Regions from separate parts of the Mus musculus genome. Here all the other regions are linked to region 1. Evidence: chromatin loops called from intact Hi-C (ENCODE). Cell type or tissue: left cerebral cortex. All regions are shown on one strand.

The links. Peaks named below come from ENCODE experiments on the same cell type or tissue, not always from the same donor. Only the 100,000 strongest peaks of a DNase experiment are listed, where the experiment ranks them.
Region 2: it touches region 1 in a loop (8-fold over the local background); 7 of 42 quality-filtered maps call a loop at or near these places.
Region 3: it touches region 1 in a loop (2.6-fold over the local background); 10 of 42 quality-filtered maps call a loop at or near these places.

What each region holds. Positions count from the first base shown.
Region 1 is chr10:85,868,515-85,876,514 of GRCm38, forward strand. Pwp1 (PWP1 homolog, endonuclein) reads left to right here and starts at 3,317. Exons shown (of 15, transcript NM_133993.3): 1 at 3,317-3,500; 2 at 5,764-5,822; 3 at 5,935-6,119; 4 at 7,784-7,869; 5 at 7,972-8,000. The coding sequence starts at 3,429. In left cerebral cortex, no CTCF peak of the experiment used is centred here; a DNase peak (open chromatin) is centred at 3,320; H3K4me3 peaks cover 1,473 bases; H3K27ac peaks cover 456 bases.
Region 2 is chr10:85,675,079-85,683,078 of GRCm38, forward strand. No RefSeq gene overlaps it. Among named protein-coding and RNA genes, the nearest start is that of Gm6713, 32 kb to the right of the region's middle. In left cerebral cortex, a CTCF peak has its summit at 3,738 (motif pointing right); a DNase peak (open chromatin) is centred at 3,736.
Region 3 is chr10:85,954,296-85,962,295 of GRCm38, forward strand. Rtcb (RNA 2',3'-cyclic phosphate and 5'-OH ligase) reads right to left here and starts at 3,498. Exons shown (of 12, transcript NM_145422.4): 1 at 3,320-3,498; 2 at 1,424-1,502. The coding sequence starts at 3,412. It overlaps Gm48175, which reads left to right and starts at 610. Exons shown (of 1, transcript XM_030245432.1): 1 at 610-991. The coding sequence starts at 665. The coding sequence ends at 853. Bpifc (BPI fold containing family C) reads right to left here. Exons shown (of 16, transcript NM_177772.4): 15 at 7,698-7,774; 16 at 5,396-6,246. The coding sequence ends at 6,124. In left cerebral cortex, no CTCF peak of the experiment used is centred here; a DNase peak (open chromatin) is centred at 3,531; H3K4me3 peaks cover 1,315 bases; H3K27ac peaks cover 779 bases.

The DNA.
Region 1 (8,000 bases):
AGATTATGTCTGGAATGTAGGAGATCCCTTAGGGCGTCTCTTAGTACTACCATGTCCTGTGATTAAAGTCAATGGGAAACTACAACAGCCTAATCCAAGCAGGATGACAAAGGACACAGACCCATCAGGAATGAAGGTATGGGTCAATCCTCCAGGAAAAGAGCCAAGACCTGCTGAGGTGCTGGCTGAAGGTGAAGGAAATACAGAATGGGTAGTAGAGGAAGGTAGTTATAAATACCAATTAAGGCCACGTAACCAGTTGCAGAAACGAGGATTATAAAGTAATATGAATGCCCCTGTCTTATTTTGCTAACAAATATATTTGTCTTTCTTCCAATTTCTTTAACATCAATAGGTATTTAAATTGAGACAGTAAAAGGATGTTCTTAAGGGACATTGCCCCATTGTAAATTTACAAATGTGTTTGCGATTGTATGAGGGATAGTTATATCATGTTAGGCATATTCACAACCTTGTCATTGTTTCATGTGAACATGAGATATTATTTGTGTCAAGTTGACAAGGGGTGGATTGTAGTGGCTATTCCTGGTTGTCAACTTGACTATATTTGGAATGAACTACAATCCAGAATTGGAAGGCTCACCAGTCACCCTTATCTGGAGACTTGGAGATAGAAGTTTCTGATCTGGATCTTGGTATGGAGATCTTGAGGCATAGTGGCTATGGATTCCAGAAGATTAAATCTCCCAGTTCAAGGTCATCTAGGATTAAAGGTGTGGTGGAATGCACCTTTAATCTGGGCTACACCTTCTGCTGGAGACAATATAAGGACATTGGAAGATGGGAGTCTTGCTCTTGCTTCTTTGCCTGCTTGCTGTGTGAGACTGAGTAACTGCTATATATCCTTGGACTTCCATTCACAGCTACTACTGAACCACTGTTGGGAATTGGGATGTAGACTGTAAGTCATCAATAAATTCCTTTACTATATAGAGACTATCCATAAGTTCTGTGACTCTAGAGAACCCTGACTAATACAGAATGTAAACAGGAAACCTCAGGAAATAGGAGGCTGCGCGGGGGGGTGGGGGGGGACCCCAGAGTGCACCAGAGATCTGGGAGGTGAGGGGCTCTCAGGACTCACAGGAAGGGACCTTCGATGAAATGCCTGAAAGTAGGGAGAGGGAACTTATAGAGCCCACCTCCAGCAGGAAGTCAGGACATCAAATGAGGGATGGGGCTGCCATCCCACAGTCACACCTCTGACCCATAATTCTTCCTGTCTGAAAGAATTACAGGGATGGAAATGGAGAGGAGCCTGAAGAAAAGAAGGTACAGTGACAGGCCCAAAGTAGGATCCAGCTCAAGGGGAGGTCCCAAGGTCTGACACTATTACTAGGCTATAGAGCACTCACATGACTGCCCTCCGGAAACAACACTCTTTACAATAGCCACGAATGATATAAAATATCTTGGTGTAACTGTAACCAAGCAAGCTAAAGACCTTTATGGCAAGAACTTCAAGTCCCTGAAGAAAGAAATTGAAGAAGATAACAAAAGATGGAAAGATCTCCCATGCTCATGGATTGGTAGGATAGTGAAAATGGTCATCTTAGCAAAAGCAATCTACAGATTCAATGCAATCCCACCAAAATTCTAATACCATTTTTTAGGGATCTTGAAAGAGCATCTCAACATAAAATCGGATACACTAAGAAGTCTCATAGAAGAGAGTGAGAAATACCCTTGAACACATTGGTATAGGAGACAATTTCCTGGACAGAATGCTAATGGCTCAGATTCTAAGATCAAGAATGGATAAATGGGACCTCATGAAACTACAAAGCTTCTGTAAGGCAAAGGACATTGTTATTAGGACAAATTGGGAAAGGATCTTCACCAACCATACATCTGACAAAGGGCTAGTATCCAAAATTTGCAAAGAACTCAAGAAGGCAGACACCAGCAATCCAAATAACCCAATTAAAAAATGGCGTACAGAGCTAAACAGAGAATTCTCAGAGGAATCTCAAATGGCAGGGAAGCACTTCAAGAAATGTTCAAAGTCCTTAATCATCAGGGAAATGCAAATCAAAACAACTCTAAGGTTCCACCTTACATCCATCAGAATGTCTAAGATAAAAAAAAAAAACTCATGAGATAGCATATGCTGGTGAGGATGTGGAGCAAGGGGAGCAGTCTTTATTGCTGGTGGGAGTACAAACTTATACAATCACTTTGGAAATCAACTTGGCAGTTTCTCAGAAAACTCAAGACCCAGCCATACCACTTCTGGGCATGTACTCAAGAGATGTTCCATCATCCCACAAAGATGCTTGTTCATCAATGTTCATAACAGTTTTATTTGTAATAGCCAGAAACAGGAAACAACCTAGATATCCCTCACCTGAAGAATGGATAAAGGCATGGTACATCTACACAATGGAATACTATTCAACTATTAAAACCTAAGGCATCATGAACTTTGCAGGCAAATAGATGGAACTTGAGAATATCATCCTGAGTGAGATAACCCAGTCCCAAAAGGGCATGCATGGTGTGTACTCAGTGATAAGTGGATATTGTCCATAAAATACAGGTACCATGGTCCACTTCACAGAACCAAAGAAACTAAACAAGAAGGAAGACTCAATCAAGGAAGCTTGAATCTCACTTAGAAGAGGGAATAAAATAGTCATAAGAGGCTGATGGAGGGAGGGAACTGGGAGAGAGGGGAAATGGGGGATTCAGGATCAGGCATGGAGAAGAACAGGAGAGATAGCTATATGGCCATGAAAATGAATGGAAATCTGCAAAGTGGGGGGAAACCTGCATCTCCAGGACGAGACAAAGGCCTGGGATAAGGGAGGCTCCCAAGAATCAGTGGGGGGTGACCTTAGCTGTGACTCTCATTGGGGATGTGGAACCTGAAGAGGCCATCTCCTGTATCCAGAATGGAACTCCAATAGAGACACCAACCCACCCACAAAACTTTCAACTCAAAATTTATCCTGTCTACAAGAAATGCTGGCATAGGGGAGGGAGCAGAGACTGAGTGAATGGCCAACCAATAACCATTTCAACTTGAGACCCGTCCAGTGGGCAAGCACCAATCCCTAACACTATTAATGAAACTCTGCTATGCTTGCAGACAGAAGCATATTGTTCTCTGAGAGGCTCCCCCCAGTAGCTGATTCAGACAGATACAGACACAGCCAAACAGTGGATGGAGCTTGGGAACTCTTATGGAAGAATAGGAGGAAGGAGATAGAAACTCCACAGGAAGCAGTCGTAGATTTGCATACGGCCCCGCCCATCTCATGCAAATTCCCCTCCCCTTCCCCTTGGCGCCTGCGAGTGACGTCAGCGAGCGCCCGCGCCTGCGCGTTGTTCCCCTCCGCGGAGCTCAAGAGTAGTGTCTCCCAGCTCCCAGGGCTCCAACCTGCGCCGGGTTCAAACCGAAGATCATGAACCGCAGCCGCCAAGTGACCTGCGTGGCCTGGGTCCGCCGCGGCGTGGCCAAAGAGACTCCAGACAAGGTGAGGCCTGTGTATGGGGAGATGCCACGGCATGGCCGTGGGCTCGGCCCCGTCTGGGGCAGCACGCGCCCAGCAGGAGCCACGCGATGGGACCTGCCAGGTTGGCCGGGACTGTAGCCATGTGAGGTGTGGCTCCGGTGACCCGGGCGAGCAGAGACCGCGCGCCCCTTCCCTGCCCGGAGCGGGAACCCCGATCCCATCCCTGAGATGCACGAACACGTGGACTTTTTGTGCACTGGGAAGGGGCGGGGGTGTTTGCTTGTTACGAGTTTCTTACGGTGATCCGGATAAAACGTTATGGGGCAGAGAGAACAAGGTGTCAGTGTAACACAGTATGAAGGAAGTTGTACAAAAGCTGGAGACCGTGGCAAAGGAAGCCGGTTACTCAGGCGGTTTTGTTCATTACACAGTGTTTTCTGCAAGCCAAGCGGAGCCTGGAGTTCCGGGATATGTTGGAGCGATATAGGGCAAAGCCCTGTTCTTGACTTTCGGGATGTCAGGGGTTGTAAGTGTCCTAAAAGAAGTGAAGGGGTTGCTATGGGTGTAATTGTCTGAGTAGTGACAACTCGATATGTGATAGACGTGGGAGTGGCCTCGACATGAATTTACATGCGGTGAGGGATGGAAATACTCCTTATAGGTGTAAATTCTACCAGAGTGCAGGTAGTGTTTAGTCACTGTTTTCTCTGGTGTTTTGCCAACAGCAAGCAAGCAGTGTATATTTATAGGATAGGGACAACACTTGCCTTATTAAAAATTCTCCAAAAGAAAATTGTTTTCATTTTAAAAGGGCCATACACAGCTTTCGAAGTATTAAGAGAGTCTTAAAAATCCCTAGTTGTCATGCCCCAACCCCAAGCAATACAAATACCTTTGTGTGTGTGTATGTGTATGTATGTATGCCCATGTTCATGTGTTTGTGTATGTGTGCGCTGTCTGATTGAACCCAGCGTTAGTCAATCGAGATAGAGTGGCTGGCCAAGGCACCAGAAATTCTCGTCTCTGTAGTCCCTAGTGCTGGGATTACAGGTGTCCCCTACACTACACCCAGCTTTTGAGTGGCTTCTGGGATGGAACTTAGATCCACATGCTTGCTCAACAAAAGCTTTACCGACTGACCTCCGGCCTTCCCCGGAGTTTTTCAGTCTTTAATTTCTGGATCTTTCTCAGGCAGAATTGAATGTCATTCTCAGGGAGATTCTTGTTATCTCAACGTTTTTTGTTGTTGTTTTGGAGACCAGGTCTCACTCTGTAGCCCGCTGTGGCCTCAGACTTATGGCAATCCTCCCGTGTCAGCCTCCTAAATACTAGAGTTATAGGTGTGAGCCACTGAAGATCTGGAGGCTCTTTAGTAGAAACTGAGCCGTTGATTTACCTTCATGTGGAGTGTTGCCATTATGGCCAACCCACACTGCGGGCTTAAGTAAATAAACAATACCCAACTAGTGTTGGCCTTTACAAGCTTAATACAGAAGTGTTAGGTCTGGTCTGGTCTGGTCTGGTCTTTTCTCCAGACAGGGTTTTTTCTGTGTAGCTGTTCTGTAACTCACTCTGTAGACCAGGTAGCCTTGAACTCAGAGAGATCCGCCTGCCTCTGCCTCCCCTGGGATTAAAGGCATGTGTTCCACCCCACCCCCCACCCCCACTGCCTTCTTGTTATGTGCCTTAAAGGTACTGACTCACTATTTAGGTGAGGGAATGCCAGTTTTGAAGAGAGTGGCCTTAGTTTTGAACTTCATTAGAACAAAAGATAGCCAAATGGGAAATGTTACTGGAAGTGGGGAAAATAGAGCTGGAATTCAAGGTTGGAATGGGTGGAGGAAGATGGGGGTTATTAGTTCCCAGAAAGAATCCATTTACATTGGGCAGTGATGCTAGGGGAAAAAAGGCAGAGGACGGATGTTCTATGGTTTGATAGCCAGAGAGGGAGGTGCCCTTGGAGTCTGAGATAGTTGGAAGAAACATGGCGACCACAGGTCTGTCTATTTTACAGAAGCCAGCCTATTTGAATATTGAGGAAGGCAGAGGAGCAGAGTGAGCACGGCTGCTAACAGTGGTAGGTGGGCGGAGTCTGATTTGTACAAAGGATTCGTACAGATCCGATTTGTACAAGCTCTGCCTCCTTAAGTTTAGAGCCGACATGTATGAGATTTCTTGATGGCTCTTGAGGTTGGAGTTAACATTTGCTTGAAGACTCAGTTCAAAGGCTTCTAATGATGTCCATAAATATGCGCTAATGCTCGAAGTGTTTGCTCCCTTGTAGGTAGAGCTAAGTAAAGAGGAAGTGAACCGTCTCATCGCTGAAGCAAAAGGAAAGTTGCAGTAAGTCATTTCTAATAGATTCAAAGTGTTGCTGACTGTGGTGAAATCTGTCATGTGCCTGGTTAGGAGGTGCCATCAGGGTGACATCTTTTCCCTTTCTGTCTTCACTCAGAGAAGAAGGTGGGAGTGAAGAAGAGGAGGCAGGCAACCCTTCAGAAGATGGCATGCAGAGTGGCCCGACCCAGGCACCGCCTAGGGAGTCCCTGGAGGATGGGGATCCACAAGATGACCGCACACTGGACGATGACGAGCTGGCGGGGTACGACTTAGATAATTATGACGAAGAGGATAACCCAGGTGAGAGGTGGCTCTAGAGCCTGCTATCCCAAAGCTTTCCTCTCTTTTACTCTCCCCAGGGTCGGGTCAGATAATTTGGCTCAAGATTTGGACTTGTTTCCTAATCTAGTTTAGAAGGAAGCTCTGATCTGCTGGTCTAAGGTATACATTTGAGATCTCCTTAGACCATCTACTTTATTGCCTGTGTCAGGTGCCATCTATAACTGGCTTGTGAGCTCTCTGCGGTTACTGCACTGTTGCTGGAGAATGAGAAGAGGGAGCCTGGGTGCCAGGAGGGGGAGGAGGTGCAGCCAAGGCATTGAGACACAGTAGGAAGCCCAGGTGAACTACGATACTGAGAACACTGGCAAGGCTGCTCGATTAGCACAGGAGGCAGAGTGATAAATGTAAAGAACTGGCAGAAGCTGTGTGGTTTGGTTCTTGGCCTTCTGGTATGGTCTCCAGGAAACATTTGCTTGGAATCTGCAGGGTGAGGAAAAGGCGGCACCATTGTCACTCTGATCACGTTAATAAGCTCTGTAACGTGTCAGTCCCAGCTGCTCTGGAACCTTGTGGGATTCTCCGAATCAGCAACTCCCGACTACAGCATCTGAAAAACAGATGCGCCGGCACATAAACCATCAGCTCAGTATGGGTTTTGCTGTTGTCTGCAGCAAACTGAAGTCACCACCGCCACTCTGTCCCCTGGATTTCAGTGGGCGAGTGGTGGTCTGCAGGAGCATGCTGTTCCTCATGTGAAGGAGAGCACACAGAACCAGAGAAGGTGCTTGCTTGCCTAGTTGATGTGTGCTCGGTGTTGATGCTTTGTGCCTTTGGGGTGCTGCTGCTCTGCTCCTCTTTCCTCGTGAGTCTTACCATGCTCAGCTTTACTGCCCCACCCAGTGATGGAGGGGAATACAGTACTGTTGGGCTGTTGGCGCTGTGGAGTCGGTGCTTTTCATAGGAGCTAGGATTTGGTTTGCCTTCCATTTTGGCCCTACCATCTGCCCTCCACCAGATGGAAATAATGCCATCATATTATAAGTCCATTGTTTAGGTCAGAACTCAGAGATTGTCATCTGGCCACCCATTCCCTAGCACAAGAGCCTTCAAAGGGCAATGTCAGGTCCAAACCATGGCGGCTGCCCTAGGTCCATCAGATCCGAACCATGGCTGCTGCCCTAGGTTCGCTCAGCACTCCCTTGCAAAGGCAGTATAAAGATTCCCTTTTGGGATTTGTGAAACCTACGCTTGTAAGTGTGAGAGCGCTGCCTGCATAGCAGCCTGGCCGGCTGTGAAGCCTGCCGTCTAAGTGTTTACCTAACAACCTGGTTTGCTGATCTCGGGAACATATTCTTCAAATTACTCACAGCTGCCTCTCCAGCACCTTGACTTCTAGTTGTATAAACAAGGTAGAAAATCTGAACAGAGCTGGAATGCTTCCTAAAAGGGTTACATTCTTGACTTAGTTCTTTCATTCAGAGATTGTGACTTCCAAGATTTAGGAATTCATTCCAGATGTCAAATAGAACTGACTTGTAAGTTTGTACAGCTTTCTCTACCAAATAAGAGCAGCATGGTTGGTGATAAAGGACACCCAAGCCAAAAACTAGAAGACTTGGGGAAAAAGTTTTGTCAAGATGATTTTTAATTTTTCTATTTTGATGGATGGATTCTGATTACAGATGCTGAGACCATTGGCGAGTCTCTGTTGGGTCTTACGGTCTATGGCAGTAATGACCAGGATCCATATGTCACCTTGAAAGACACGGTAGGTAAATGTTTACCCACATCAGTTTTCAGATTGGTCCTAAGTGTTGAAAATCCTCATGGAACCCCCGCCTCTAGCCAGTGACTGTCTCCTCCCACTTAGGAACAATATGAGCATGAAGATTTCTTGAT
Region 2 (8,000 bases), 190 kb before region 1:
GCCATGTTTGTCGGAGCAGCTTAAGACATTGAAGAAGGAGAAGGAAGAGGAGGAGGAGGAGGAGGAGGAGGAGGAGGAGGAGGAGGAGGAGGAAGGGAATGTATAGGTGTGTGTGTGTTTATGTGTATGTCTGTGCCTGTGTGTGATATGCACAAATAACCATACAGGCCAGAAGAGGTGAATGGTCCCCTAGACCAGGTGTTACACGTGGTTGTGAGCAGCCTAACATGGGTGCTGGGAACTGAACTCAGGTCTTGTGATCCTAACCACTGAGCCATTTCCCCTTTCCAGACTTAGACATTTTGAAAGGGAATTTTCAAAGGTACATTTAGCCAGGAAAATTGCAATCTTCCTTAGGAATGTCCTTTGAAAGTATAAAATAACAAAAACTACTTTTTATAAAATGTCCTACATTGCCAATATTTTGGCTCTTAGGTTCTGCCCCTGTGTCCTTACCAAGAACTGCTGGGCAATATAGAAACAGTTCAGCAGCATAGAAAAAAGTTCCCATCCCAAAGGTGCCATGGTCCAGTCCACAGTGCAGCAGGTCAATTTTCCAGAATCTTCCCAATCATACCCACCCATTGTCACTCTACACAACCATCTCCATGCATGGCCTTCTTCAGAAAGATCTCACCGGGGTGGCAAGTCACCTGCCTTGCAGCTCCCTGTATTTGCTCTGGAACACTAAACTGGTGCTCTAGACAAGGCTCCTTCCACCTGTAGGAGCATCTGGCAGGTACTCCACACTGGGCAAAAGCCCACAGCAGAGGATTAGCCGACCCTACATATCAGCAGCACTCTCAAAGTTTCAGTTTGGGAAGTGCGTGCAAACTCCAATCATGGCAAAGCAGGCTAAGTTGAAGGGATTGAAGAGATGGGCCCAGCCCTTTTTTTCTCTCCTGTAGGAAAGTGTGTGTGTGCACGTGCGTTCGTGCGTGCGTGCGTGTGTGTGTGTGCGTGTGTGTGTGTGTGTGTGTGTGTGTGTGTGTGTTTGTGTGTGTACATGCTCAAGTTTCAGGTAGTGAGCTAGGTTTCTCTAGACTCTAGAATCTTCCCCCAGGCACACTCTGGGGGCACTATGGGATATCCCATGGTGGCGTCTGCCTGCTTGTCTACATTTCACATCTGTCTTAGCTTACCTTTTTTTTTTTTTTAAGACAGAGTCTCCCTACACAGCTCTGGCTAACCTGGAACTCACTATAAAGACCAGGCTGTCCTCAAATTCAGAGATCCACCTGTCTCTGACTCCTGGGTGCTGGGACTAAAGACTTAAGCCACCCTGCCCAGCTCTTAGTTATGCTTCTACTGATGTGATAAAACACCAGGACCACAAGCAATTTTGGAGGCAGAATGTGATGGCACTCTTTAATCCTAGCACTGGGGAGACAGAGGCAGGGACATCTCTGTGAGTTTGAAGCTAGCCTTTGTGATGGTTTGTATATGCCTGGCCCAGGGAGTGGCAATATCTAGAGGTGTGGCCTTATTGGAGGAAGTGTGTCACTGTGGGCGTGGACTTTAAGACCTTCATCCTAGCTGCCTGGAAGCCTGCCTTCTCCTAGCTGCCTTTATAACAAGAGGTGAAACTCTCAGCTCTTCCAGCCCCATGTCTGCCTAAATCTCACCATGTTCTTGCCTTGATGATAATGGACTGAAACTTTGAACCTGTAAACCAGCCCGAATTAAATGCTGTCCTTTATAAAAGTTGCCTTGGTCATGATGTCTGTTCACAGCAGTAAAACCCTAACTAAGACAGCCTTCTTTGGGATGTATTTATTTTGGGTGAGGGAGATGGCTCAGCGGGTAAGAGCACTGACTGCTTGCTCTTCCGAAGGTCCTGAGTTCAAATCCCAGGAACCACATGGTGGCTCACAACCATCCATAATAAGATCTGATGCCCTCTTCTGGTGTATCTGAAGACAGCTACAGTGTACTTACATATAATAATATATAAATCTTTGGGCTAGAGCGAGTGGGGCTGGAGTGAGCAGAGGTCCAGAGTTCACTTCCCAGCAACCATATGATGGCTCACAACCACCTCTACAGCTATGGTGTGCTCATATACATAAAATAAATAAATACTTTTTTAAAAAAAAAAAGTATTTATTTTGCAAGTGAGTGTTCTATTTTTGTATACCTGCGTGCCAGAAGAGGGCATCAAATCCCATTATAGATGGTTGTGAGCCACCATGTGGTTGCTAGGGATTGAACTCAGGACCTCTAGAAAAGCAAACAGTACTCTTAACGGCTGAGTCATCTCAAAGACCCCATCAAACAAATAAACAAACAAACCTGAAGAGGAAAGGGTTTATTTCATCATACAGCTTGCTGACTTTCATGAAAGGAAGTCAGGGTATGAACTCAAGGCAGGAACCTGAAGGCAAGAACTAGAAGACCACAGAGACCATGAAGCACTGCTCCCTGTGGCTTGTCCCAGTTTGCTTTCTTATACAATACAGGACCACCTGCCCAGGGTGGTGCCACCCACAGTGGCCTACCCTGCCACATCAATCAACAAGCAAGAAATGCCTCACAGGCTTGCCTACAGGTCGATCTGATGGGGGCAGATTTCTCAATTGATTTTCTTTCAGATGACTCTGGCTTGCATCAAGTTGGAAGAAAGAGAGAAGGAGGGTGAGGGGAGGGGGAGGGAGAAGTAGGAACGTAGGAAGGGAGGAAGAAACACCTCAAGAGAGAGCTCTGGGATTTGGTCCTTGGAAGTAGATCAGGGATCCTAGGAGGTTAAGAGGAACCCACATATGTATGTATGAAGTTCAGAACATCTAGATAATGTTCTAAGCAGTGGGATGTGTGTGCACAGAAAACTTTATACAGCCCTTTGCTACCCCAGTTTGCAGACAAGAAAACTAAAATTCAAAGAGATTAAATGACCTGCCCAAGATCACACATTGTCGGGTGGGTCGGTAGGTAGATCTGTGATCCATTCAGAGACATCAAAGCTCCAGGGGCCACACCTTTGACCATTTTGATGTAGTCTTTTAAAAGTTGCACAGTGTGGGCTGAAGAGATGGCTCAGCAGTTAAGAGCACTGTCTACTCTGCACTTTCAGAGATCCCGAGTTCAATCCCCAGCAAATACATGATGGCTTTTCAACCACCTATAATGGGATCTGATGCCCTCTTCTGACACAAAGGTGTACATGCAGATGGTAAGCTAATATATAAATATGCAAAATAAATATTTTTTTTTAAAAAGAGTTGCACAGTGTAATGCCAACATCAAAGTCAGGAGGATCAGAACTCCAACCTTGGATTTGACCCTTATTAGTGTTGAAGCCTTGGGCTCCTTATTTGATATAAAATCAGTATCCTCCACTGTAACATTGGTGGTCCCCACAGACACCGTGATGGACCGTTATCATCTATGTATCTGATCTCAGACTCAGCTTCCCCACATAAGACAGGGGATGGGTTGCTCGAGGCCACACAGCTAGGCGTGCGTTTCAGGACAGCAGCTGCAGTGCCTTTTGTATTCACCAGAAGCTCTAAGGCAACCCATCCTAGCTCTTCTACTCTGTCCTCTAAGAGCATCTTCTCCAGTTTGCCTACTTTGGCTCTCCAAAATCACCTGCAAGGACACACCACCATCCTCAGGGTGTGTGAAGCAGGAACATGCTGATGGAGATGCCACAAAATTTAAAATTAATTAATTAATTAAAAAAGGCATTGGAGGCAAGGGAATGTTCAAGGTTCAGGCATATTACAACAGTGCCCACTTGGTGGCGCCATACCCCTATATTCAGTGTGAAGAGCGTAAATCTGCCTCATAAAACAGAACTTGACAAGTTTCTTTTATTTATCCGTCTACCCAGTCATTCACCACACCTTTGCTAAGTGTGAGAATACACGTGACAGGCATGAGAACTACAACTGTATAGACCATAGCTAAAACTATTTTAATCTTTATCTGGCAACTTTCTGATAAGCCAGCCTGCCTCCTTCTATCTTAGGCTTGGAATCTATCTTATCTTATAGTAAAGACAAACTAGTTCGTCCCTATTTATGATTAAATGTTTCTCATGGAGTTGGGCTACGCCTCAACTACAAACGATTCTGTACCACCTGTTCCAGGAACCAGCAACCATGTCTTCGTTTCAAAAGGTTATCATGTCCACACTGTTTGTGGCCACGTTGTTATGGTTATGTTCTGCTTCTGTCACCCCAGCTATTTGCCTGCCAAATCCTCCATTTGGTAACCACCTTCTCTTGAACTATAAATATCTTGATCTTACCCATATCCAGTGCTGATCTCTTGAACCCCACCTTTAGAGAGAAGCTTGTTTTAATTACTTTGGCTATGATGATTTGGGTCTGTGGTCTTTCTCCCCAAACCTGTGGGATTAACACTTCCCAGTTTCCATGTGAATTTCACAGCTATGGGAGGACTATACTGTTCCGTTCATTCATCCATAACAAGCACTCAGATCATCCTTCCCTTTTGTCTCCAGGTATGTATTTGACGTCAAATCTGCCAGGCCCCGGGAATGCTAGAATGGGAAAGACACTTGTGGAGATAAGAAACACATGATTGGTATCGATTTGGTGAGTGGTGTTTGCAAATGCCAGAAAACCTGCTCCAAATCTTCTGAAATAGTCAGGGCCTTTCTCCTGTGGCCTCAATAAAGGGAGAGCAAACCTTTGCCCAGCGATTCTCCCTATGCTTCTGGTAAGTATGTGGTCCATGCCCTTGTTCTGTGACTGCCATTCAGGTTGGTGGCAAGGATATGACTGAGTTCGTTATATCTGTGACTTTAGGGAAAACCCTTGCCTTCCCTGTGCACACATTCCTATCTTCCCTCCCAAAAGCTGTTATTCAGGTGTGGCAGAAAACACTCAGGAGTGAAGCTAGATACCCGAACTCCACCCCCACATCTTGGTCTTTTTCCTGGGCTTCACTCTTCGAGTCTGTGATAAATTAAGTACCACCCAACTCTAGGCACAAACCAGCCCAGAAAGAAATGAGACAAGATAAAGATGTGTGCTTATTCGCTAGGGCTGCTGGTGCTGAGGACACTGTAAGCCTGAAGCTGAGGTAGCTTGAATGATGTCATTTATGTGGTTAGATGGGTAGTTATCAGGTTAACTGTTGCTTATATCAGAAAGGACGAGTGAATCAGTGGTCAGCTCTACCAGAAACGTGTGTGGCAAAAGCCAAGTAGTTGGATGGCATCTTGCCGTTACTAACTATACCAGGGCTTCCCAGTCTGTGGGGCGTGACCCTTTTGGGGGCTAAGCAACCCTTTCCCAGGGGTCACCTAAGACCATCAGAAAACACAGATATTTACATTAAAATTCATAACAGAAGCAAAAGTGCAGTTATAAAGTAACAATGAGAATAATTCATTTTATAGTTGGGGGTTACCACAACTGTATTAAAGGGTCGCAGCAACAGATGAGTGTCCTAATGCCTTTGAACAGCAGTGTAGGGCATTTGTATCATTCCTTTCTCATGTAAATGCTTATTGACACCTTCTCTGTCAGGTACTGTGCCAGGTCCTGGCAATACTGTGCTAACTAGACCCATAGAAGATTTGTCCTCATGAAGATGGACAGTTCAATTCCATTCTGGGTGTATAAGGTGAGGATTTTGGCACCAGATGCATAAACTGAGGATATGACCTCTCCAAGGTATGGTTGAGAAGAGTTTTTGTTGTAGATATGAAGGTAGGTACAGCCAGAAGCATTGTCTTAGTTAGTTTTACTGCTGTGAACAGACACCATGTCCAAGGCAACTCTTATAAGGACAACATTTAATTAAGGAAAACATTTAATCTGGCTTACAGGTTCAGAGGTTCAGTCCATTATCATCAAGGTGGGAACATGGCAGTGTCCGGGCAGACATGGTTCAGGAGGAGCTGAGACTGAAGGCAAACTGGCTTCCAGACAGATAGGACAAGGGCCTTGAAGCCCACACCCACAGTGACACACCGATTCTAATAAGGCTACACCTCTTAATAATGCCACTTCCTGGGCCATGTGTATACAAATCATCACAGGCATCTATCTGGAAGAGGCCAGAGCCAAGAAAATAGTAAACTGAATAGAGCCAGAAGGCCAGACCAGGCCTTGGTGGGGCAGAGCGGCAGGGTAGGAGGAGAGAAGACAGAAGAGAGATCAGAAATGGTGGGGTTATAAAGGAATGTGGAGCTGGGGAGGGAAGCCCATGAAGCAGAGACATGCAGGGAGGGGGTAAGATGAGGAGAGCTGAGAAAAGCCACTGATATCTGCCACCCCCCACCTCCAACTCCCACTGAGGAAGCCAGGAGGTCAACATGTGCTTTGGTATACTAATAGGCACCAGATATAGCCATTTGTCCCAAGTTTTTTTAGACCTGAAACTGAGAAAATAAATTTTCTTTTTTCTTTTCTTTTCCTCTTTTTTTCTTTCTTTTCTCTCTCCCCAGCCCCCTTTGAGGAAGAGTCTTACTATGTGGCATAAGCTAACAGACTCACAGTCTTCCTGCCTCAGATGCTGAAATTACAGGCATGAGCCAACCACCAGGTGGTGATTTTATCTTTGTGCATCTGGTTTGTTCTCTGCTCATAATCTCTAGCACTTGGTGACCAGTAGCCATTATTATTCCTTCAACTTTATCAGCTAATATCGCAGGTACGCTAGAAGGACAAGAAACAGAGCCCAGTAGACTAGGGAGAAGGGTAACATAGACTTGCTTTTCTCCCAGCTGTCTTAGGGTTTCTACTGCCGTGAAGAGACACCATGACCATAGCAGCTCTTAGAAAGGAAAACAATCAACTGGGTCTAGATTACAGTTCAGAGGTTTAGTCCATTGTCATCATGGTGGGAAGCATGGCAGCATGCAGGCAGACATGGAGCTGTAGAAATAGCCGGGAGTTCTACATCCATATCCAAAGGCAGCAGGAAGACAAGAGTGACTGGACCTGGCTTGAGACTCTGATATCTCAGAGCCCTTCCCCCAGTGACTCACTTCCTTCAATAAGACTACACCTGTGGGACAGTGAAAGGTAGCCTGGTTCCCATTTGAGCTAAGGCTAGAAACCCCAGAGACCCTGAAGGGATGATAGGAATTTCACCTGCTATTGGGCACCAGGCCCCTGTCACTAGCCACAGACCCCATAGATTTCTGGCTATCAGTCATATAAAGGCAACATCCCAAGCCCCTCCACATGTAGAGGACATGATGTAGGCTCAAGACAGATCTCCATTTTAATGAGGTACCTAAAGGCCCAGAGGACTTAACCAATAAGCTTCCCTTCCCAGACATTCCTCCCTGCAAAAAAGTATTTAACCTCAAGCCTGCCCTGAGAAGGTACAGTTTTACTCATCCACTTTCTGCCATGACAATAAATGCCTTAAAACCATGGACTGCTTCATTTCACTGGGATCCGCCATGGGGAGCCATGGAGAAGGCCTGTGCCTATAGAGCCATTGGCTAATCTCCCATAGAAGACCTCTCTGACATCCCATCCATGTCCACCACCAAGCCCAAGCCCAAGCCTGCTGCCATCAAGCCAAAGACTTTCCCGCCTGGGAACCAGTCGGAGCTCCCCCTTTCCCTTCCCCCCTCCCCCAGGCCCTGGCTAGATCCAGCCTGCAGGCCCACAATCTGTTCTCAGCTCTTCCAAGGTTTCCAGCAGTGCCTGGATGTCCAAGAGCCTGAGAACCAGATGGCCGTGGCCTCGTCGCAGGCCCGGGGACCCCCAAGCCAGCCCCAGCTGTCCTGCACCTCAGACTGTGCTTTCCCACCCCTGGAGCGGTGTCCCGGGGCTTCCCTACAACCCAGTGACAATATGGGGTAAGCGAGGTCAAAACTCCCTGACCTACAGAGCCCTATGGGGTAGGAGCAGACATGGGGCCCATAACCCTACATACACCTATGCCAGACCTCCTAATAGTGCCACCTCCTAAGAGCCTGTGGAGGCCATTTTCCTACAAAACTACACCAGCATTCAAGGCCAGCTATCAATGTTTATCAGTCTAATTACACAGGCACTGCGCTG
Region 3 (8,000 bases), 86 kb after region 1:
CATGTCTGTAGTCTTCCCTAGGATCTACTCACTGTATGTGTGCAGGGAGGGCAGAGACAGCTTTGTGGAGCCAGCTCTATCCTCCTGTCTTTACTTGTGTTCTAGGAACTGCAGCCATGTCTTGAGGCTTTTCCTTTAAGCCCTCTCTCTAGCCGTCCACCTTATTTTTTGAGACAGGGTCTCTTACTGAATCTGGGCCTCAATTATTGATTAAATCAACTGAGCAGCAAGCTCTGGAGATCTGCCTTGTCTCCCTCCCCACCCAGGGCTGAGATCACAGAGGGATCCTTGAACCTGGCTTTTACCCAGGTGCCAGGGCTCCCACCTCAGCTCTTCATGTTTACACAGCCGGCACTTTACTCACTGGGCCACAGCCAAAGCCTTCAGCAGTGCCATTTAACACAAGTGAACTTAGTCAAGCAAGGAAGAAAGGATTTATTTTGCTAATCTAAAAAAAAAAAAAAAAAAAGAAAAGGGCTAAAAGATTCTATCCCACTGCCAGTTTAGAGTATCACTTTAGGGCATTACACCTTTATCTCTAAGCCGCCCTGCAGCCATGTGAATTAATGCTCACTAAAGCTAGTAACCAGCTAAGACTACTGGTTTTGCTTTTTGCCCAGTAGCTGTGGAACCTGGTGTGGCCTATAGCCTTGCTCTTACTGAGATGCTTCAAGGGCTTGTTAAGACTGTGTGGGTCCCCATGAAACCCTCCTGTACCCAGGTTTACCAGGAAATCTGGGTAGAAATGGGGTCAGTGACCTTCATCCCTTATTCAATCAGGAGTGCTGATAAAAGAAGTAAAGTGCTGGAAGGCTCCAGTCCTGCAGCTGCCCTGGGCCATCACTACTTCTGATTCCACTCAAGATGAACGGTGCTAACCCAGCTAAACCTAAGCAGGCTGTGTTAGATGGGAACATGGAACATTGCTGTAGACTTACCTAAGAACCCTTTACAGTGTGGCATTAATAAATGTATCTGAGAAGTGCCCCACCCCCCCAAAAAAGAAAAAAGTACTGGTTTGAATAATTAGGCACTTTGAGATTTGAATTCTGGCTCTGTCACTATGAAGCTGTGACCAAGGACAAGCTAAAAGTCACTTACACTCACTGCATTTTGGAATTCTACAAGAGACAGACAATATCTCCCTTTTTAGTTATTTCAAACATGACATGAACAATCAGTATAGAGATCTAATGACACGCAGTGAGTGCAGGATGGACAGCAGTGTGTGCTATTAGAGTGTGCAGTTATCTGAGAACAAGCCCTGAGCTCCAAACCTTTACACAGCAGTGTGCCCCAACATGTGATCACAAATATATAGGTGCTTTGATTCAAGTCTAGATCACTCCTTAAAAATGTCTCACACTGGTTGAGTTCCTCTTGATTCAGGGAACAGGGAAAGCTCTACCTCTAGTGTACTTACCACCACCTCGACAGGCGTTCCTTAATTCCTCAAACATTAGTTTTTCCAGAGCATCATTCACATAAAACACTCCTTCAACCTGATACAAAAGAAAAGCAAAATGCGTTGTCTGAACCCAAGTTTCTCAAGTACACGCCCAGTGGGCAGAACGTATACACTGCACATAGCGCTTCATTCTGCATGAACGTCTATACCACACATAGCGCTTCATTCTGCATGAACGTCTATACCACACATAGCGCTTCATTCTGCATGAACGTCTATACCACACATAGCGCTTCATTCTGCATGAACGTCTATACCACACATAGCGCTTCATTCTGCATGAACGTCTATACCACACATAGCGCTTCATTCTGCATGAACGTCTATACCACACAAAGTGCTTCATTCTGCATGAACGTCTATACCACACATAGCGCTTCATTCTGCATGAACGTCTATACCACACATAGCGCTTCATTCTGCATAAACGTCTATACCACACATAGCGCTTCATTCTGCATGAACGTCTATACCACACATAGCGCTTCATTCTGCATGAACGTCTATACCACACATAGCGCTTCATTCTGCATGAACGTCTATACCACACATAGCGCTTCATTCTGCATGAACGTCTATACCACACATAGTGCTTCATTCTGCATGAACGTCTATACCACACAAAGTGCTTCATTCTGCATGAAGCTGCCACGTTGCGTCTTTTAAGAGGAAAACTTCCAGTCACAATCTAAAAGGATCTTAGAGCATTTTAGATCTGGGTTTAAACTGGAAATGTCCAACCCGTAAAATCTAATCAACGATCTTCAAAACGGAAAAACTGCTCACAAATTTCTGAGGCGATATGTCTATCATGATTTTGCTATTATATAACTTACGCATTATAAAAAGCATCATATATATATATATATATAATATGTATGTGTGTATAATATATATGTATATAATATATGCGTATATATATTATACACACACACACACACACGGATATAATGTACAATTTTCATGTGTCACTTAATAAATTAGCAAGACTCTACCAACCAGCCTTCCCTTCTTCCACACAACAAAGGAAAATACTGTTTCACTGCTGTGGACTTTTTCTCCCTAGTATACCTTGCAAAGTGGTGCAAGGCTTCTCTGTGTAACCAGTCCTGAATGGATCTTCCATTTCCCAGCCTCCAGGGATTATAGGCCCGAGCCACCAAGCGAAGCCTATCAGAAACTTTTTACTAAGACAAAGGACTGCAAATCTTTATTGCATTCTCATGGCATTTATGAGACGGTGTCACTTAACACATGTGCCAAAACCTCACAAGTGTTTTCTTCCTCAACGTTTATCGGAACTTTCGAGTACACACGGCGGTGGCGACAGCAGGCCCAGGGTTTCAGATCCTGGTCTCTGGCTCCCAAGCCTTCAGCTGAAACACATCATTCAGGCTGAGAGAAGTGGACTCGATACGAATTCAGGGTTGTCTTCCTAGATGGGTACAGATAAGTTACCCACCAACTCGGGGGTCCTCCGCCAAGAGCATATTAAAAGCTCGAATCATGCCGATTGTCGTTACGTTAAAACCCAGTTAAGTTTGGAGAATGCCATCTGTAAACGTTAACTAAATATCAGGACTCAAGAGAAACAGAGTTCCTGGCTGGCGGTGCCAACTTGGGAAAGTCCACAGAAATCTCGGAAGACCAGGAACACCGTGTCTGATGGTGCGTGGGGAAAACACGCGTGAGCCCCCACGCTGCGTCCGTCTGTCCTCGTGTGTGTGGACCTGGCGCGTGCAGTCTGCAGAGGAGGGAGACCTGGAACCCCGCAGCCCTGCGCTGGGCGGAGGCCGCCGGTTCGCGGCGGAGTCGCGGCCTGCAGCTCCCAAGGCCGCTGCCCCAACTCACCTGCATGTTGGGCACAAAGCCCTTCTTGATCCTCCAGCAGTTTTTATTGATCTTGTCCAAGAACTGTAGCTCATCGTTGTAGTTACGACTCATGGTGGCGGCGAGGCCAGCGATAGCTCCTGGCTACGCTTAGAAAGAGAAACCACCCCGCAGTCCACCCGCTCCACGCAGCGCCGCCTCTCAGGGCGCAGGCGCGACCAGCTCCGCTCCAGGAGGGAAGATGGCAAGCGCCGAGGCTCAAAACTCTTCGCGCGAGTCCTGATCATCTCGTTACAATGAATTACAGCGCTAGTCTTCACTTGCACTTCCCCCCCCTCTTTCTTTCTCTCCCTCTTTCTTTCTTTCTCTCTCTCTCTCTTCCTTCCTTTCTTCCTTTCTTTCTTTCTTTCTTTCTTTCTTTCTTCTTTCTTCCTTCCTTCCTTTCCTTCCTTTCTTTCCTTCTTCCTTTCTTTTCCTCTTTCTTTCTTTCTTTCTTTCTTTCTTTCTTCCCCTCTTTCTTTCTTTCCCTCTTTCTTTCTTTCTTTCTTTCTTTCTTTCTGTCTGTCTGTCTGTCTGTCTTTCTTCCTTCCTTCCTTCCTTTTTTCTTTCTTTCTTTCCTTTTCTTTCTTTTCCTCTTTCTTTCTTTCCCTCTTTCTTTCTTTCTTTCTTTCTTTCTCCCCCTCTTTCTTTCTTCCCCTCTTTCTTTCTTTCCCTCTATCTTTCTTTCTTCCCCTCTTTCTTTCTTTCTTTCTTTCTTTCTTTCTTTCTCTCTCTTTTTCCTTTCTTCCCCCCTCCCCCTTTCTCTCTCCCTCCCTCCCTTCACCCCCCCCCCTTTTTTAAAGTAAGATCTCGATACTTAGCCTTGGTGAGCCTATGTATCCGGGTTGGCTTCGAACTCTCACAGATACCCTTGCCAATGTCTCCTGACTGCTGCTATTGAAGACATACTGCTTTAAGAATGTTTTTGAGCTGCTCCTGAAACCTCTTCACCCTGGATCAGGTCAACTGCTATATAGAACATACAGTTTGGAGTTCATGCCCCATGAACATTAGTGAAACAGCTGAGCAAGATAAAATACTAATGACGTTTGCAATGTATCAGAATGAGATTGAAGATGTACAACAAACACTCCATTACAAAATGAGCATCCAAAAGAAGCATATCACAACACTGTATCATTTATTTCTACAAATGCTTGTGAAGGAAATCTGCTCTGGCCAGCAATTCCCTACAAAGATGGATAAATCCCTCTTTCAGGGATCACTGTGTTCCATAGCTTTGTTTGGACTGTGTCCTGTGTCTGTACCTTTAAACTTAATTGACTCTTGCTCTTGGGATAAGAAAGCTGGCAGTGATTTGCAGGATAGTCCTACCCTGTGAAAAACACCACCATAGCAATCAGGAAGACTTGGGTTCAGGTTCCGCCTATGCCATTACCACCTTTGTGTGATACATTCCTCTGTTTTCACTTCTATGAAATGGGATCATAATTATTCATAGTGGCTCTGAAGGTCACAGACATGAAACTGGAGGAGTAACTAGACCAGGATGTTAAGTACTTATACAGCCCTCTTCTATCCCCCAGTAACCTAAGGAGTTAAGCAAAGGGTGTGGTTTCTGTTCATTTTTACATATCCACCCTGGCTGTCCCACTCTCCTGCTCCCCTGTCCAGTCTCACCCTGCTGATTAATGACACTAATGTCAACTGTGAACTGCCTAGGTTTAATAAGCTGCACTACCATTTCAGTCAATCTTTTTAAAAAAAGATTTATTTATTTTATTTATGTGAGTACACTGTAGCTGTCCTCAGACACACCAGAAGAGGGCCTCAGATCCCATTACAGATGGTTGTGAGCTACCGTGTGGTGGCTGGTTATTGAACTCAGGACCTCTGGAAGAGCAGTCAATGTTCTAAACTGCTGAGCCATCTCTCCAGCCCTCATTTCATCCAATCACTGAAAGGACACATCCACAAACATAAACAAATGACACAGGACAACCATAGGAAAGATTTAAGGGGCTCTCGGCTCCCTTTTAGTATTGGTGTTTGTAGAACTTCAGTCTTTGCCGAAGTTTTAAAAAAATTAAGTCTTTTCCATTTTTCTGTCATATTTTATTAAAATAAATTCAGGACAGGAGCTTTCACACATAGATTCTGACATCGTTAGAAAACAATTTTAATTAAGCACAGGACAGTAATAGTAAACATAAAACATAAAGTCCAATAAAAGTAGAAAGTCTCTAAAGAGCAGACATAGTCTTACACACACACACACACACAGATACACACAGACACACACACAGAGGCACACACACACACACACACATACATACACACACAGAGGCACACAGACACAGAGGCACACACACAGACACAGACACAAACACAGACACAGAGACACACACAGACACACAGACACACACACAGACACAGACACACACACACACAGATACACACCACACACAGAGGCACACACAGACACACATACACACACACACACACACCTACCAATGCAAATACAGACAAGTTCCTTACAACCTTACCACCTGGTCGGATCCACATGCCTTACTCTTTCCCACAAAGGCTAAACACAGGCACACAATGTGCTTACACATGCTCACATACACAGACCCCACTCCCACTACCTTGTTCCTGTTCATCATTTTAACTGTCGACCTTACTCTAGGTCTCTCAGGGCTCCAGAAGGAGACCTTTTCCACAAGGGCTTTAATATCCAGGATGCACGGTCTTCATCTTCCAGGTTTCTGGTTTCTGGGGGACTGAAGGCTGTTTACTTCCTGGGGTGTATTGTGAGCGGGCCATCAATGGGTTGGCTGTTCTCTCCATGGTCTATGTACTAGGTTCAGATCCCCCCAGCTGTTCAGATTTGGCTGTGGCTTTGAGGATGTGTCATATGCCAGGTCACTAGAAACCAGAAGGTAACCCTGAGAGGAAGGCAGAATAAAGACAATTTTAAATTAAGGCCATATCTGGGTTTGCATGAGAGAGGAAAGTTTCTTTGCCAGGCCTGAAAGCATCAAACTTTTCTCAATCCCTATGTGAGGGCCACTGATGCAAGAAGTGGCCATTCTGGATTACTGTCCCTAGATATGACATTGGTAGTGGGGAGTGAAAAAGAGGGAGTCTGGGAGCTATGAGGAAGTGTCCACTAGTGTGCAGGTGGGAGATGCTTTCTGAAAGTAGAAATATATTTCTACTTTCCCAAACTACAAAAAAACAAAACACAGAGAAGAGGCAGCAGTGCTATGTAGTTAGTTAGAATCTCCCAGAAAGTAGCCTTCAATCGGTCGCATCCTAAGGATTGTCTTCAGGGGAACGCCCTGAAGTTCCTTTGGCTGAAAGTATCAAAGAACCAATAAAGTACTTAGCTCTCATGGTTTCAATGCAAAATATTCCTCAGCCTCATGTGTTTAGAAACTTGGCCACCAGCACGTGACACTACTTTGGAAAGTTGTGGAGCCTAGGAGATGAAATCTTGCTGAAGGAAGTGGGTCAGTGGGGCATGTCTTCAGGTTTTATGGCTTGGTCTATTTCCTGTACACTGCTCCCTGACTTCTAGGAAATGGAACCAGGTATCTGATGTTTCTCTTGCCACACTTTTCCCTGCTGTGGTGGACTGTATCCTTTTGAGCTATAAGCCAAAAGCAAAACCACAAAAACAAAACAAAACAAAACAAAACAAAAAACCAACACAAACAACAACAAACCTAAAACTCCAACAAAACCAAAAAAAAAAAAAAAAAAAAAAACCTTTCTCTCCTATTCTACGTTGTATTTTGTCCGGCATTTAGTCACTGCAACAAGAGAAATGACTAATATATCACCCATTTTCCTTTCTACACAAGACACTACACTTACTTGGGTCTACTTTCTTCACTCATAAAATGAGATTCATATCTGGTGAAATAAAGCATTTTAAAACTTGCTTTCCTTATACTGAGGGGTGATTAAATGTAACCCTCAGAGTGAAGCTAGACTTAGCCTGACTCTTACATTTTTCATTGTTATTTATAAATTTTAACAGCTGGGTGTTTTGTTTATGAAATTCCATGGCTGGTAAAACTCCATGGTAAGCAGAATAAAGCACAATGAGGGAAAGGAGAAGACTTCGTGGTAAGAGAACTCACTGTCCTTACAGAGGACCTGGGTGTGGTTTCCAGCACCTACATTGTGTGCCTCATGATTGCCTGTAACTTCCGTTCCAGGAGATCTGATGTGGAACCAGTATAAGTGTGGCATAAATCCATAGACTCATGTACACACATATCCATATGAAATAAGATAAAGAAATCTTTTTAAAAAATAGGTAATAAACAAAACAGGAAGCTTTCTCTACTGTGAAAATAAATAGTGAAGAAGAGATTCCGAGTCTTACCTCAAGAACTTCAATATCCGAATTGATGAATGAGATATTGTAGGGGTTGGGAAGAGGAAATCCTTGCTGCAGTTTTGCTACAATGTAGAAAAAAAGATGTAAGGTAATTAATTTTTAAAAGTATCCGTAATTATATATATTTGGATACTGGAACAAAACAAAACACTTTCTGTTTTCTCTCATTTAAGTACTAGCCTTGCCTGACTATGTCTTTCATTTTCTACATATTCATAAAAGATATATATATATATACACATATACATATATACATACAAACGTATACATATACATATGTGTGTATAT